2 separate regions of the Mus musculus genome follow, and region 1 is linked to region 2. The links are chromatin contacts, found by Hi-C or POLR2A ChIA-PET in ENCODE. All regions are on one chromosome and are shown on one strand. The core of a region is the stretch at or near the end of the contact, and the rest is flanking DNA. Distances in the headings are between cores, read along the strand shown.

Evidence for each region. A loop is a pair of places that touch in the nucleus more often than their neighbours do. ChIA-PET counts read pairs that join two places held with the same protein, here RNA polymerase II (POLR2A).
Region 1: a map of T-helper 2 cell shows a loop between it and region 2 (7-fold over the local background). The contact joins two enhancer-like sites. A Hi-C loop is called at or near these places in 1 of 37 maps with a recorded cell type or tissue (T-helper 2 cell). POLR2A ChIA-PET finds 5 or more read pairs at or near these places in 1 of 5 experiments (embryonic stem cell).

Annotation. Positions count from the first base shown.
Region 1 is chr15:53,319,915-53,326,915 of GRCm38, forward strand. All of the region lies in intron 1 of Ext1 (exostosin glycosyltransferase 1), which reads right to left. Among named protein-coding and RNA genes, the nearest start is that of Ext1, 23 kb to the right of the region's middle. Within about 2 kb of position 4,648, at least 1 of the 3 ENCODE cell types and tissues checked has a DNase peak (open chromatin) inside an H3K27ac peak, as active enhancers do.
Region 2 is chr15:52,803,807-52,810,804 of GRCm38, forward strand. All of the region lies in intron 3 of Gm41323 (a long non-coding RNA gene), which reads right to left. Among named protein-coding and RNA genes, the nearest start is that of Gm34794, 21 kb to the left of the region's middle. Within about 2 kb of position 1,908, at least 1 of the 3 ENCODE cell types and tissues checked has a DNase peak (open chromatin) inside an H3K27ac peak, as active enhancers do.

The sequences.
Region 1 (7,001 bases), core at 3,398-5,897, 520 kb after region 2:
TAACATCATTGAGTCCATTATAGAGAAGTGACAGCCACATGTGACCTCACACTCAGGCAACAGGGTGGCTTTTCTCACCCTGACAGAACGTGCCAACCAAAAATAGCAAAATGCATTAAAAATAGTAGATGTCTTAATGCAGGCCTGATGTGCTCACTTCTAAAGCTTTGCCCGCCCTACAGCAAGGCAACACAATTCATACGTGATGCCTACCTTTGTCCTGAGAAGCAGAGCTTGTCACACCTGGATGACACACCTGGAAATAGCCTGAAACCAGACACCATAAAAGGATGTCTTCAGATGGCAGCTGCAAACCTTCTGACACTGCTACTTGGAAAAATTTGACTTTATTTTTCCAGTAAGATGTGCCCGTGCTTTTCCAATCACCAGTGTGAACCAACACTCCTCAGGAATAAAAACATTATGAAGTCACGGCTACGTCCTTAAGAAACAAGAACGTTCTAGCAGAGGCTCGCAGCCTCTCCCATCCGAATAGGAATGGTCAATCTATGAATATGTAAGGCATCAATATTCTAAGAATGAATGCACCAATGCATCAAGAGTTCCAATTTTTCAAATGATGCAACCCAAACCATACTAGCTAGACTGACTGGCCACAGTTTTTAAAAATCCAACTTTAAAACATTCTCTCCCCAGTCACTGGTGAAATCTCCTCGGATGTCCCAGATGCTATCCTAACTCCTCATAATCCTCCTCAAAGTTCTTGGGAAACTGAAAACACAGATGCAAGAATTAAGTCTGCGCTGAAGGGACAGAGGAGGCGGGAGCTAGTGATTACAGGTGCCACCACGCTCTCAATCTCTGCCACTGGGAGAGCACGGTGTGTTCTTATGACCCCAGAGGTCTGCATCACCCAGGCAGCTGACTGGCAAAAGCAATCAACACTAGAAGGCATGGGGCAGAGAGAGGCAGACTTTCCCCTTATTTTAAATATGCAATCTGGACAAAATTACTTCTCCAGATGTGAGGGTGCTCTTAGGTAAACTCTGAACTTGAAGAATCTAAACACTGACGTTGAAATTCAAACATAAAAAAAATGGGCATGGCTCATACCTTTAATCTCAACACTGGAGGCAGAGGCAGGAAGATCTCTGAAACCAGCCTGGTGTATAATGTGAGAGTCCAGGACAGCTTGGACTACACAGAGAAAACCTGTCTCAAAAATCAAACAAACAAACATCAAAAAAGGAAGAAGGAAGGAGGGAGGGAGGGAGGGAGGGAAAGACAGACAGACATAAATGCTGGGTGTGGTAGGTATACCTTTAATCCTCATACCCAAGAGGAGAGGAGTGAGGCTCTCTGTGAGTTTGAGGCTGCCCAGGACAGCCAGAACTACACAGTGAGACTCTGTCTCAAACTAAAACAAACTAATTAGCCAGAAATTCAGATTAATAATAAGGTAATAATAATAATAATGAATGTGCCTAGAAGATAAAAAGTCAAAAATGCACATTCCATTCACGAATGACTAAATGCACAGAATGGTACTTTCCACAATTATAGAACAGTCAGAGAACACTGAGCTACTTACTACTCTCCATCCAGTCCCCACTGCAGCACTTACCTGTTATGAATGTATCCTTTTATTATGTGGGCAATCATCCACCAGTCACCATAAGTGTTTAATGTTCCACTTGTCAAGGCCAACCTGGCCCCAGCTCCAGTCTGAATATAAAGAATTCCACAACTAACCCCGTCGTATCATGAAGTCTGGGTCCTCCTCTGAAGTTTGATTAATTGGCTCCTACAAAGTCACTCACAGATTGGAATCCTTAGCACTTAGGGCACAGAAGATGCCGCCAGTAGGAAATGTTTAAAACTCAGGAAGCAAAACATTAGCTTTTGGTCAGCAGGCCTCAATGCAAATAAAACCAGCACCATGATAATGCCTGTCCAGTCTTCTCTCATGCCTAAGGCTTAGCTGAATAATCCCATTAACATAAAAGATAATCAACAATGCTGGGCTAGATCTCACTGTTAGCATACGAGCCAAGCATGTGCAAAGCACTAGGTTCAGTCCCCAGTACCCACTATGCCTCTTCAAACACACGGAATAGAGAAAAAGTCAAGATCCCTATAAGCTGCTTCTGCCTGCTACTTACAGGGCTTACATGTAAAGATGCAAAATTCTTCCAAACTTTAAAACAAACAAACAAAAAAACAGGGCTCAGCAAAGTGACTCTGACCCCAGATGATATTACCTTCTGAGCCAGTGTGAGATCTCTCAGCAGAATCACTGTGGAGCCCAGATCTGGAGAGCTGTAATTCTTTGTCATAGTGTTTCCCATTAGTATATGTCTGTACGTGCATAAACCTCCTTCCCTGGAATGTAGGCTCAAAGTCTTCGAGGGAACAGATCTTCAGCTAACGTCAAACAAACAGCTAAGCAAGTAATGAGGCTGGCTGGACATGTTATATACTGCAGCCACTCTCAAAGTTGCCCAATGAGTATCAGGGTCACGGGCGAAGCCTCTAAAACAGAACGCAATGGCTGCCCAGAGCCCCACACTCCTGGAGATATTAGCACAGCTCCTGGAAACAGCCAGGGGACAGCACCGGGTAAGTGCTCAGGATTCAGAGCCTACTGGAAGCAGGGCTCACATGCTAACTCTGCATCTTTTCTTTGTCTCTGGGGAAGAATGGGACAAGTCTACTTCTCACCTTGCTTACCTTGCAAGTAGAGATCAGAACAGTGTTACCCCTGTGGAGCTTTTGCAAGGACTAGAGGAAAGAGAACATGGGAAGTACAGTCCCCCCCGCCCCCCAACAGACATAAAGTGCTGGGGACCAAAGCACTGCGGCCACCCAACATTCCACCATGACGGTTCACTGGAAGGAGCTGGTGGGAGCACGTGCTGCTAAGAATGCATGGATGCTTCCATGGCTAAGCACAATGCATCATTAGCAAGCACTCCTCCTTCAGAGATCTTGTGACAAAATGGAAAAGGGTTGGGAGAAAATATTTTGAAAGTACTGAATACAACTTTTATGCTCATATTAATAAAAAGAGCTTGTATCTCAATTTTATAAGGTCTGAAGGTAGGGAGGTTGGAGTTATTAAAAACACCCCAACTGTGGGGCTGTGGAGACAGCTCAAGAGGAGGCATGTGGGAGACACTGGGCTGAATCCCAGGCGCCTCAAATAAACAAACAAACCTATTTGTTAATGCCTCCGTCAGAGTTTTGTTTCCCTTGGGAAGAATGGGATAAAGAGTGAGGAAAAAACAGCAGTGACCTTCATGTAATGAGGAGACTGTCGTTTGCCAACTGATTACTGAAGTGACACCCACCATAGCATAAATAAAGGGACAACATTTTGAGTGCCCTCAAAAGCCACATCAGAAAATGTTTCCTTGAGGGCTGGAGAGATGGCTCAGTGGTTAAGTGCACTGACTGTTCTTCCAAAGGTCCAGAGTTCAATTCCCAGCAACCACATGGTGGCTCACAACCCTCTGTAATTGGATGTGACGCCCTCTTCTCGTGCATCTGAAGACAGCTATGGTATATTCATATACATAAAATCAATAAACCTTTAAAAAGAAAAAAGAAAATGTTTCCTTTAGACTTACCATATTTAAAGAGCTTGCTTATTGTTTTGTTTTGTTTTGTTTGGGGGGGTGGCTTTCAGGTGTATTGTTATGTGGGAACTTACAACATGAGCAGTATGGTTGACGACTGCCATTTTTATAGAAATCTCTGGAGGGAAATAATTCCTGTACTAAACTTCAATGGAATGAGCTCTTGTACAACTGGAAAGCAAGGGCACATGTGAGTGTGTATGTTTATTTACTGGAATACTATAGAACTGCTTTGTTGGAAAGCATGCCAAAAGGAAAGCTTTTTCTATTCTGTATTTTCATGAGCAACAAATTCTACGCCCCTGTTTATTCTCTCTGATAATCTATTTTAAAGGAACATTTCGAACACACGCACAACATAAAATAATATCCCTTAGGTGAATCTGACTTGTAAATAAGAAAAGCTATTAAGCCCCTAATGTTTCTGCTTTCTCTATCATAAACACTAAAGATAATCTCAGAATATACAGCTCTTTTGGCTTTCCAGAACAAGACTTCATTTTTTCAGTAAGGGCGAGCATGGCAGTAAGGGCCAGCAGTGGTACCCAGCAATCCGCTTTTAATAAAAAATAAATAAGAAGTAGGAGGGAACAGAACAACAACTAGATAAATAAAGAGCCCGAGCCTCAAGTGACTCTTAGATACAGCTCTGTGTGTTCACTACATCCACTTATAGCTAGGTATGGTTACCAATTACCTAAAATTTTGTGGGGGGAAAGAAAAGAAAACATTCAGAATTTTTTCACACCACCATTTTTTTAGAGTCAGGAATACAACCTCTTTAGGTGAACCATTTTTGGAGCAAGAAATAATCCATCATGCAAAAGCCTGTTCTAACCACCTGGCACCAAGCAACTGCGTCCAGTGATTTCGTGTTACGGCCTTCCACACATAAAGGAACCGCTCTAAAGCTGAAGGGCTAATTGCACATCCACAGACTTCCTCTTTCCACAGAGCTTTTTAATTGGGTACTTTCAGTTGCCAAGTATGTTCAGAAATGGTATTTCCAGTAACCGTGCAGAGCCTCTGCTTCTCGGGAGCTGGAACCTGCAGCTTCCCCTTGGATAAGGAACCGAGGTCTTATTTTAAGCTGTTCATTCTCCACAAGATGATGCGGAGAAGGGGGAGAACCACGGGCTTCCATGCTCTTCATTCAGCTTGCGTTCATAACAAAAGCATGGTACCCATGAGTTCTGTGTACAAAGTTAGAGTGCATTCTAAACATAGAAACTCCTCCTCAAACAGGCCATGAATATTAGACAGATGGACTTCTCCTTCCTATACACAATTACATCTGTAGTAGGCAGAACTATGTAGGGTTTCAATTTTGCAGAGATTGGTTATTTCTGAAGCCACCCTTCTCCACTCACACTCTGTGGTTTGATTCAAAGGAAGAGGGTCGATATCACACACAAGGCTCTGCAACATCACACAACCGCATAAAGCTGTCACCATGAAATAGACCGCTGCATGATTCTGCCGCCCATCTTTTTTTTTTTTTTTTTCCTTGCAGCAATGGGCACACAACCTCAGAGGATGAATTCACCACTTCAAGGCTCACAGAAAGAAACAACAAAAATAGTCCTGGCAATAGAAGTCCCTGGGGACACAGTCCTTGCTGTCAATTTGACAGCATATCCACCTTTGAGTTAATAATTCTCAGACTTCCCACGTTCTGTACCTTCTCCCAGATAACAGTACTGCTCCATTTTTACAAAGGAACCCAGCCCTGAAATTAAATTCAATGCCAAGCAAAAAAATAAAAACAAAAAAACAAAAAACAAAAAATCCACACACACAAAAAAAAACCTGGATGAATTTCTTTCAACTGATACTCATTTGCTAAAGATAAAACCTTGGCTTCAGATTATAAATACAGCAAAGGTCATAACTAATGGTCAGAAGATCTATGAACCCTATAAAAGCATATGTAAGGGACAAGGTAAATGGCTCAGTCAGTAAAGTGATTGCAAGTGGACCTAAATTCCATCCCAGAACACCCATAAAAGCCATCATCACAGCATGCATATGCTCTCCTAGGGTTCGAGAGACAGAGATGGAGAAGGTAGCTGTGGCTTGCTGGCCTGCTGAGTAGTACCATCAGCAAGCTCTAGGCCAGTAAAAGACCCCGCAGCTCCTGAGGTTGTCTTATGGCCTCCACATGAATGCATATATGATTGCACATGAAACCAGATACAACACATGTAAATGCTTAATGTGCAGTTTCCAACTCGGAGGAATCTGCGGAGTGGTCTGGGACCTAAAAGACTCAACAACAAAGCATAAACCTGCTTTTTTTTTTTTTTTTTTTCACTTGTACTGAGCGGCATAAATCACCAATAGTACTCTGCCAGTTAAACAGAATATAGAACAGGAAATAGAATTTTCTTCCAATGGAATGTGCTTATACAGACAGAACGTAATGACAACCTTTTAGTATGTACACTATAACCAAAAGAAACCCCATTCGTTTAATAAAGGCAGGATCATGAATGTAATTGTGAGGCATTCGTTGCTATTGTAGTTGTGTATTAATGTACAAAGAGAGTCCTTATCCCATGAGTAGAATTGAAAACCCTGATAGAAACAAGCCCATTCTCAGGCTTATAAAACAAGCCTTTACAGATAATTATGTTTTATTACTCTTCATTTTATGGGGATTGTGTTATACAAAACAAATACCAGATGCCTATTTGTTTTATTCATTTCAGGGAAAAAAAAAAAAACCTACAAGTGCCTCTGTGAATAGAACTGCTTTTAATTAAACACAATCCACAATGAGTACATAAAAATTAATACTGTTGAAAGCCAGCAGGTAGAAAGTAAATGTATCAACCAGCAACTGCTGAATGCCTTCTTCTCTGCGCTGCCAAGGGAGGAGCACACTCCCCAGCTTATTTCTCAGGAACGGAAATCAGCAAGGGATACCTGAACAAGGTCATTCATTGACTTGCATGAGGAAAACTAGAACCAACACTCATGGGAACATAAAGTCTAGAGGTGAGAAGAAAATACAAAGTCAATGTGTTATACTGAACCACAGCCCATCTGATACAAAATTACATAGGTCCTTTATGAGCCATTTAGGGAAAGTTGTTGAGAGAAAGACATTGGATGGGATCATGTGTGCCCATTACCAGCACTTGGAATGGTAAGACAGGAGAGTCATGAGAAGTTGAAGGCCAGCCTCACATACCCAGCAGGACTACATGGCAAGAAACTGTGTCATAGATAGATAGATAGTTAGATGGGTAGATAGATAGATAGATAGATAGATAGATAGATAGATAGATGGGTAGATGGGTAGATAGATAGATAGATAGATAGATAGATAGATAGATAGATAGATAGATGGGTAGATAGATAGATAGATAGATAGATAGATAGATAGATAGATAGATA
Region 2 (6,998 bases), core at 658-3,157:
GTAGTCAGTCTCCCTATTCAACTTTCCTGTCTCTGCCTTCCTAGGCTGGAATTATAGGCAGGACTCCATGCATATTTAGCATTTAAGTGACTTCTGGGGAAATCCAAATTCTGGCAAGTTCTTATCCTCAGATCCATCTCCCCTGATCCCAGTAATCCAATGACAGCACGCACCTCCATAACGTTCCACAGAGAGGAAATTCTAGGGGAAAGACACTTCTTTGCCAGCATTAACAATTTTGCCTTTATCTGTTATTTCTACCCCAGTAGAAAATGATGTAAACTCCTTTCCTAAACAAAGCTGGAGAGCAGAGACTGAAGGAGAGGCCATCAAGAGACCGCCCCACCTAGGGACCCATCCCATCTGCTAAAACCAATCCCAGACACTATTGCTGATGCCAAGAAGAGCTTGCGACAGGGGCTGGTATAGCTGTCCCCCTGAGAGGCTTTGCAAGACCAATACAGATGCCAATCATTGAATTGAGCTGGGGACCCCAGTGGGGAAGCTAGGGCAAGGACTGTAGGCGCTGAAGGGATTTACAACTTCATAGGAAGAAACACAATATCAACCAACCAGACACCCCCCCCCCAAAGCTCCCAGGGACTAAACTACCAACCAAAAAGAACACAAGGGGTAGCCATGGCTCCAGCTGCATATGAATCAGAGGACTGCCTTACCTGGCATCACTGGAAGGGGATCCCCCTTGATCCTGTGGAGGTTGGATGACCCAGAATAGGGGAAGGCTAGGTCGCTGAGGCAGGAGTGGATAGGCAGGTGGGGGACCGCATTCTTAGAGGCAGGGGGAGGGAGGAGGAGATGGGGGCTTGTGCAGGGGAAACTGGGATGGTGGATAACACTTGAAATGTAAGCAAATAAAATAACTAATTAAAAAATGAAAAAAACAAAGTGTAAAATAAGCGAATGATGGATCAAAGTGGATGAGCCAGAAACCAAACTCTTCCTGTTGTAAGAAAAGAGCCATTCTATAAATCATCTAGGGCTGGACTTACAAAAGGACTAACTCTTCTCATAAAGCCTTGATTTTGAGTAGTTTCTCATAAACTACTTATCAGAAAGTTAAAACATGAAACTTCTATGTACAAGAAAATATGATTAATTTACTGTATAAGCATTCCTAGTCCTTTACCCATTCTAGAACCTGTGTCCATTACACACATATTTTGTTTTTATTTTTAGATGGCTTCACTGTATAACCCAATCATGCTTTGAACTCACTATCTTCTTCCTCTACTTCCTGGTGCTGAAATTACACTATACCCCATCATGATTGGCTTCTGTGTGATTTTGAAGATTTTTCTATATCCTGGAGTCTAGGGTGCCTTCGTGATTTGCTTTGCCCAGGAAAATGTGAGAAAGGGGATAAGCCTACCAGTTTCACACTCTAGCTTCCATGAAACTGCGTGTTTCTCTTCCCCATTGCTCTCTTAGAACCTCCTTGCCCACGAGAACAATCCTGGCTTGTTGGACAGTAAGAACTCAACATAAAGCAAATCCAAGATATTTTGGCCATGGACACCATCAGAGCCAATCTGTAGACAACCCACCAACTGACCACAAATACATTTTGAGCCCAAATGAAGTACTCACACCTGACCCAGATTATCAACATCTCCTCACTTATAGAAACCCATGGAAACATAAGCAAAAATGAAACTCTCGTTAATACATGGAGATCTGTGGCTGCTTTTCTGCAGTACTAATGTGACAATAGATAACCAACACAGCAAGGCTCTTGATCCCTTTCCTATCAGTATTTCATTTTCTTTTGCCTAGATACAGTGACTCTGGAGCTTATCTGAGTTGGGCTGGATTTCTGCCTGGTGAGAGCAAGCAACACCCTTCTGGTAGAAAGACAGTGATGTGTTTTGCTCCTGTGTACAAGACAGCCCACAAATCTCTTGCAGGCTGCTCTGTGGCAGAACTGGAGGCTTGATGCTGGCATCATCTTTCAACCTGAAAGAAGCTAAATCGAGCAGTAGCTCCCAGGCACAACCATTTCCAATCCAGTCCCCTAGCACAAGAACGAGCTGAGGAAAAGAACTTTAGACCCTGAGTTTCTAGTTTGATGGTCTAGTACCATAATATTTCCACATGCAGATATTTGTTACAAATATTTATAGGAAAAGGAGAGTCATCTCTCAGTGAAGCCTGAATTGTGATATTCTCTACCGTCAGTAGATGTCATGTAACTCCATAGTTTCTCTGACCCTGATAGATTTTTTTCTTTAAAAAAAAATTGCTTCAAACAGAACATTGATCTCCCTGGATTTCTTTTCAAAGGCTGAAATTTTCTCCAATAGAATAGGAAAGAATGCATCATGAGGTTCTATTAACAAGCATTTCACCAACTAATTCTCACTCATACTTTATGGCTAAATCTAGCAAATCAACCAGCCTTGGGTATCCTAGTTTGTGATTGGAAATGCAGCATCATCAATAACTTTGACAACTGCTTGTGTCCATTACCCGTCCTCACAATAATGCAATAAAAGGCTTTCATTTCTAGGCAAGCTATAAATACGACTCCATATTGCCATTGGTGTGCATCAGCTGACTCAAGGCTGCCTTTAACCAATCAATATAAAGACTGAGTTCTCTCTCTCCCAAAGAAACAGAGGCCAGGGAGCCAGAATTTGCAAATCAGTAAACCTGAAAAGGCTTATTTGTATAAAGAAAATAAATGTGTGATAAGTCTGCCTACTTGAAGCCTCACATTGTTCTATGTAGACTACAATTCACGCACACACACACACACACACACACACACACACACACACACACCACAGTCGTCAACTTTATAATGAACAATATGCTGTGGTGGATCCACTCAGAGGCTTTTATAAGTGGATACCCTGCCACTTACAGTATATATATTTTGTAATCTTTCAAAAACAGCACTTGAAACGAGACAAACACAGAAATAAGGGTAAGAGAGGTAACTATTGCCAGCTTGGGAGGAAGATGAAGTGTGACTGAAACTTCGAGTGGATTCAGGGTTGAGGGAGTTCAAGGCTATTCTATGCTCTGTAGCGATAAGCAATATCCTGCTGAATCAAAGCACAATGATAATAATAAATAAGTTAAAATTTAAAATTTAACCTTAGTAGAGTCATATTCAATATAGAGTCTGATTATATTACACATCTATGGAGAAAACAGTATATACATCCTATGTCCTACCCCATATGGAGAATGTACTCGCATAACCATTTAGTTATTAAGTCTTCTTTGCTACTCTGTGTGCACATCATCTAAGTGATGACTGTTAATGCATCATTGAAGCTCCACTACAGCAGTATAGCAATTATCTTTATCATTAGGCTTTAAGTCCCTTAAGGTCAAGGACCACATTTTCTGTTTCATTGCTATCGACTTAGTGCCTGCAGAGATGCCTTTTATGCTGTGAACATACAACACCTATTTCTTGAACAAATGCATAAGTAAATGAACTAATTAATGCACCAACAAGTTCAGAAAATTCAGAAATATGATCATAATAATAACTCTGCTCAAATAAGGAGCTTAAAGCTCTCATATGTACAGAAGTTTCCTTAGCCATTCCTCTTGCAGAAACTTCTCTCTTTATAATAGGACTGCTGGCACCTTCCCCAGATCCTTTTACAAGGCTGGTCACCCATCCTCCACCTTTTATGAGTGTCAAACTCCAAAGGCACATGGCTGCATCATTTTCTTTTTCTGGAAAACTGCCCTCAGCTGACAAGAGATGCCTTGCCTGTCTATGTCTGGAAGGTTACATGGCCCTTTCCTAAGAATAGCCAAGCTTCAATGTCAGGTTGAATCAAGAATACAAAAATCTGTTCCTCTGCCTTAAGATGGAGTGATTCTGTAGTGTTCTTTGGTTACTGGCTCTCCACTTGAGAACAGGAGTAGGCTGGATTTTAGCTAGGCTTTCTGGAGTTTCATTCCCTGTATACAACATATCCGTATTCTGCATGGCTTTCCATGAGAGCCCAAGCTTAATAAAAACAGTACACAAGAACCATGTTTTCAAATCAGGCTGTCAATGAAAGCTTCCCTCCCATAGATGAGTCACTAAGAGTTTCATGCACATAGACCTATGTCCACATCTTTTATCTAGGATGAACTGGCAGAAGGTACAAGTAGAAGTGCATGCCCTTGCCTCTGTGTAATATGTCTGACTTCTGAGAGGAACTGAAAAGTGTTAATTACAAAGCCTGGAGAAAGAAGTGTCAGAAATAAGCTGCTATTTGTTAAGGAGAAAATATATAGGTTTGGATAAAGTCAACAGTCTTTATGGTGTGAATATCCAAAAGTTTCTTTGAAGGAATTCAGAAAGACCCCTATTTTCAGCATTTGGAGAAAAAAAAACTGTGCTGAAATCTGAGACCAGGACCTAATTTTCTAAAGTAGAAAACTTGTCCGGGGATTTTAATTCTCAGTTTTGACAAGGCTGCCAGCCAAAAGTCGGGTACTGAGAGCAGCAAAATTTGACCTTGATACTGAGACCATCCCGGGAAAGGATCCTCAAGGTGCTGTCAACAAAGGTAAGCTATGAAGCCAGAAGAGGGATAATTTACTGATATGGAACACCTCCCATGACACAGAAGTTAATATCCTGAGATGAGTCAAGGTACTACTCCAGCTGCACTCCTGGGATGCCTCCAGTAGATTGAAAAAAGTAATAGCTGCATTAAGTACAATAGAGATGTCAGAATTTTAGTTGCAGAGTATAGAGGGAAAGATTAAAATCTCCAAGAAATGTGAATGCAAGAATGATTTTACCTATCTGGTCAGGAGCCCGGGATATGACACCATTACTTCGGAGGGCCCAGGGAGCCATTTGTTTTTCCAAGGTGTGAGTGATGGAGGGAGAGCCAGTATGAGAAACCCACAGTGCACATCCTCAGTGGACCAGCACTGACAGCAGGTAATGTCGTTATAGAACTGGACTCCCTGGTAGAATTAAGAATTAATTAAGAAACAAAGCAGTGCATGCCAGGGGGCAGCATCTGACCATCTAAAGGAATGTGGGCATACATATCTTTGCTGGCATCAGGGTTGAAATGGCTGCTAAATCTATTCCCTGAAGACTCCTATAGCAGCCCGCATTGCCCACTATCTTAGCACTGCCTGGCTTGTCTGATAGCAATATCCCTTCTCTGCTGAATCTTAGACTCTATGCAACCTTGTATTTTTTCATATAAACAAAATTATGAAAGAACATTTTGAGAAAAATAATCTTTCTCACACTCAACATTATGATAGAGTTGGTTTGACTACATAGTTGGAACAAGGTATGTTTCAAACAGAAGAATTTTGTGCACATACATACACACATACATACATGTACATACACATATACACAAATGAAAATAAAGGTCACTTGAGGCTCTTAAACTGTGAATTATCTCTTTCACTCACACAGATTCAACATTTAATGTTTGCAAGTACAACTCAAGAATGTCTGTCAGTCAGCATGCTCCTTTTTTTTTTTTTCTTTTTTTTTTTTGTGGTTTTTCGAGACAGGGTTTCTCTGTGTAGCCCTGGATGTCCTGGAACTCACTTTGTAGACCAGGCTGGCCTCAAACTCAGAAATCCGCCTGCCTCTGCCTCCTGAGTGCTGGGATTAAAGGCATGCGCCACCACGCCCGGCATCAGCATGCTCCTTAAGGAAGGATGTTCTCAAATACCATCTGTATTTTTGAAAACTTGATTTCAGACCTGGTCTTAAGTAACAAGAGTTATAATTAGTAAGGGAAAACTAACTGCTGTCCCACTGTCTCCAAATCTCCATGGATTCACATATTAATTATTGGTTTATAACTCACATCACAAGCTAATGGAAAATATGCATCAAAAACATACTGTTTGGGGGCTGGAGCCATGGCTTAATGGTTAAGAAGACACAAACTCAGTTACTAGCACCCAGTGAACCATCTGTATCTCTAGCTCCATGGAGATCTGAGACCTCTGGACTCCATAGGTACTTGCATTCAAGTGTACACACACACACACACACACACACACACACACACACACAAACACACAAACACTTCATGGAATGTGTCCCCAACTAAATGAAAAGGTCCAAGAACGGCATTTAATTCAGGATGCATAAAAAGGAAGAAGAAACAGATCCCAGAGAGCTCTCTTTCTTCCATTGTGAAATTTCCATTTAAGTGCTGTGTTCTTCTGTGTTCTTTAGCACCCCGTGGGAGATTCAAATAGATCCTTACAAGAAGGGACTCTAGGCAATCAGATCTCCACTCTCCTCAGAGGAACACACTGTAAGCTCTTTGCCAGTGGCAATGCTAAATGACAAGCTTGCCACCTCTTTTTTGAGACAAACATCTCAGCAGTTGGTATTTCTAATTCACTCAATCTGGGAAACACAACACTTATCTTTCAGCTCCTTAGGCACTGAAGTTTCTGCAGTACATCACATTTTTTGTGTCACTGATCATAATGGCTGTTAATGGGGTGATCAGTAGACTTCACAACTGGCAACACTGCAAAGTATGTCTGCGGTACTCCACAGCCTTTTCAATACAGTTTGTTATAAAATACTTTTCTACCATGGGGGAAAGCTTCATTTAACTAGGCTTTCACTAGCTTTTCTCTGCTCTGACTTTCTCCTGCCTTGTTTGTGCCCTGTTGCAACCCCTCAATCTCCAGTGCTAGCTCAGAGTTTTTACTTACTCGTGAAGAATAATAAGCCCCGAGCTTACTTTCTAAAAGGAATCGCAGCTGCAATCTAGGATATCACTTACTAAGTTTAAGAAGAGCCAGCTTCTTGATGGGGAGCTGAATTATGGCGAAGCCCAGATGGCAACTGGGGAGAACTCTAGATGACAAAGTGAGGTATTGAGGGCATCTTTTTCACAGTTAATGAGACACTGAGTTTTCCAGGAATGAGATAAGACACAGGTTGTGTTCCAGTGGAGACTTCAGAGGTGACCAGCCCAGAGCTTCTGACCAAAGCTCTTATGTGACCT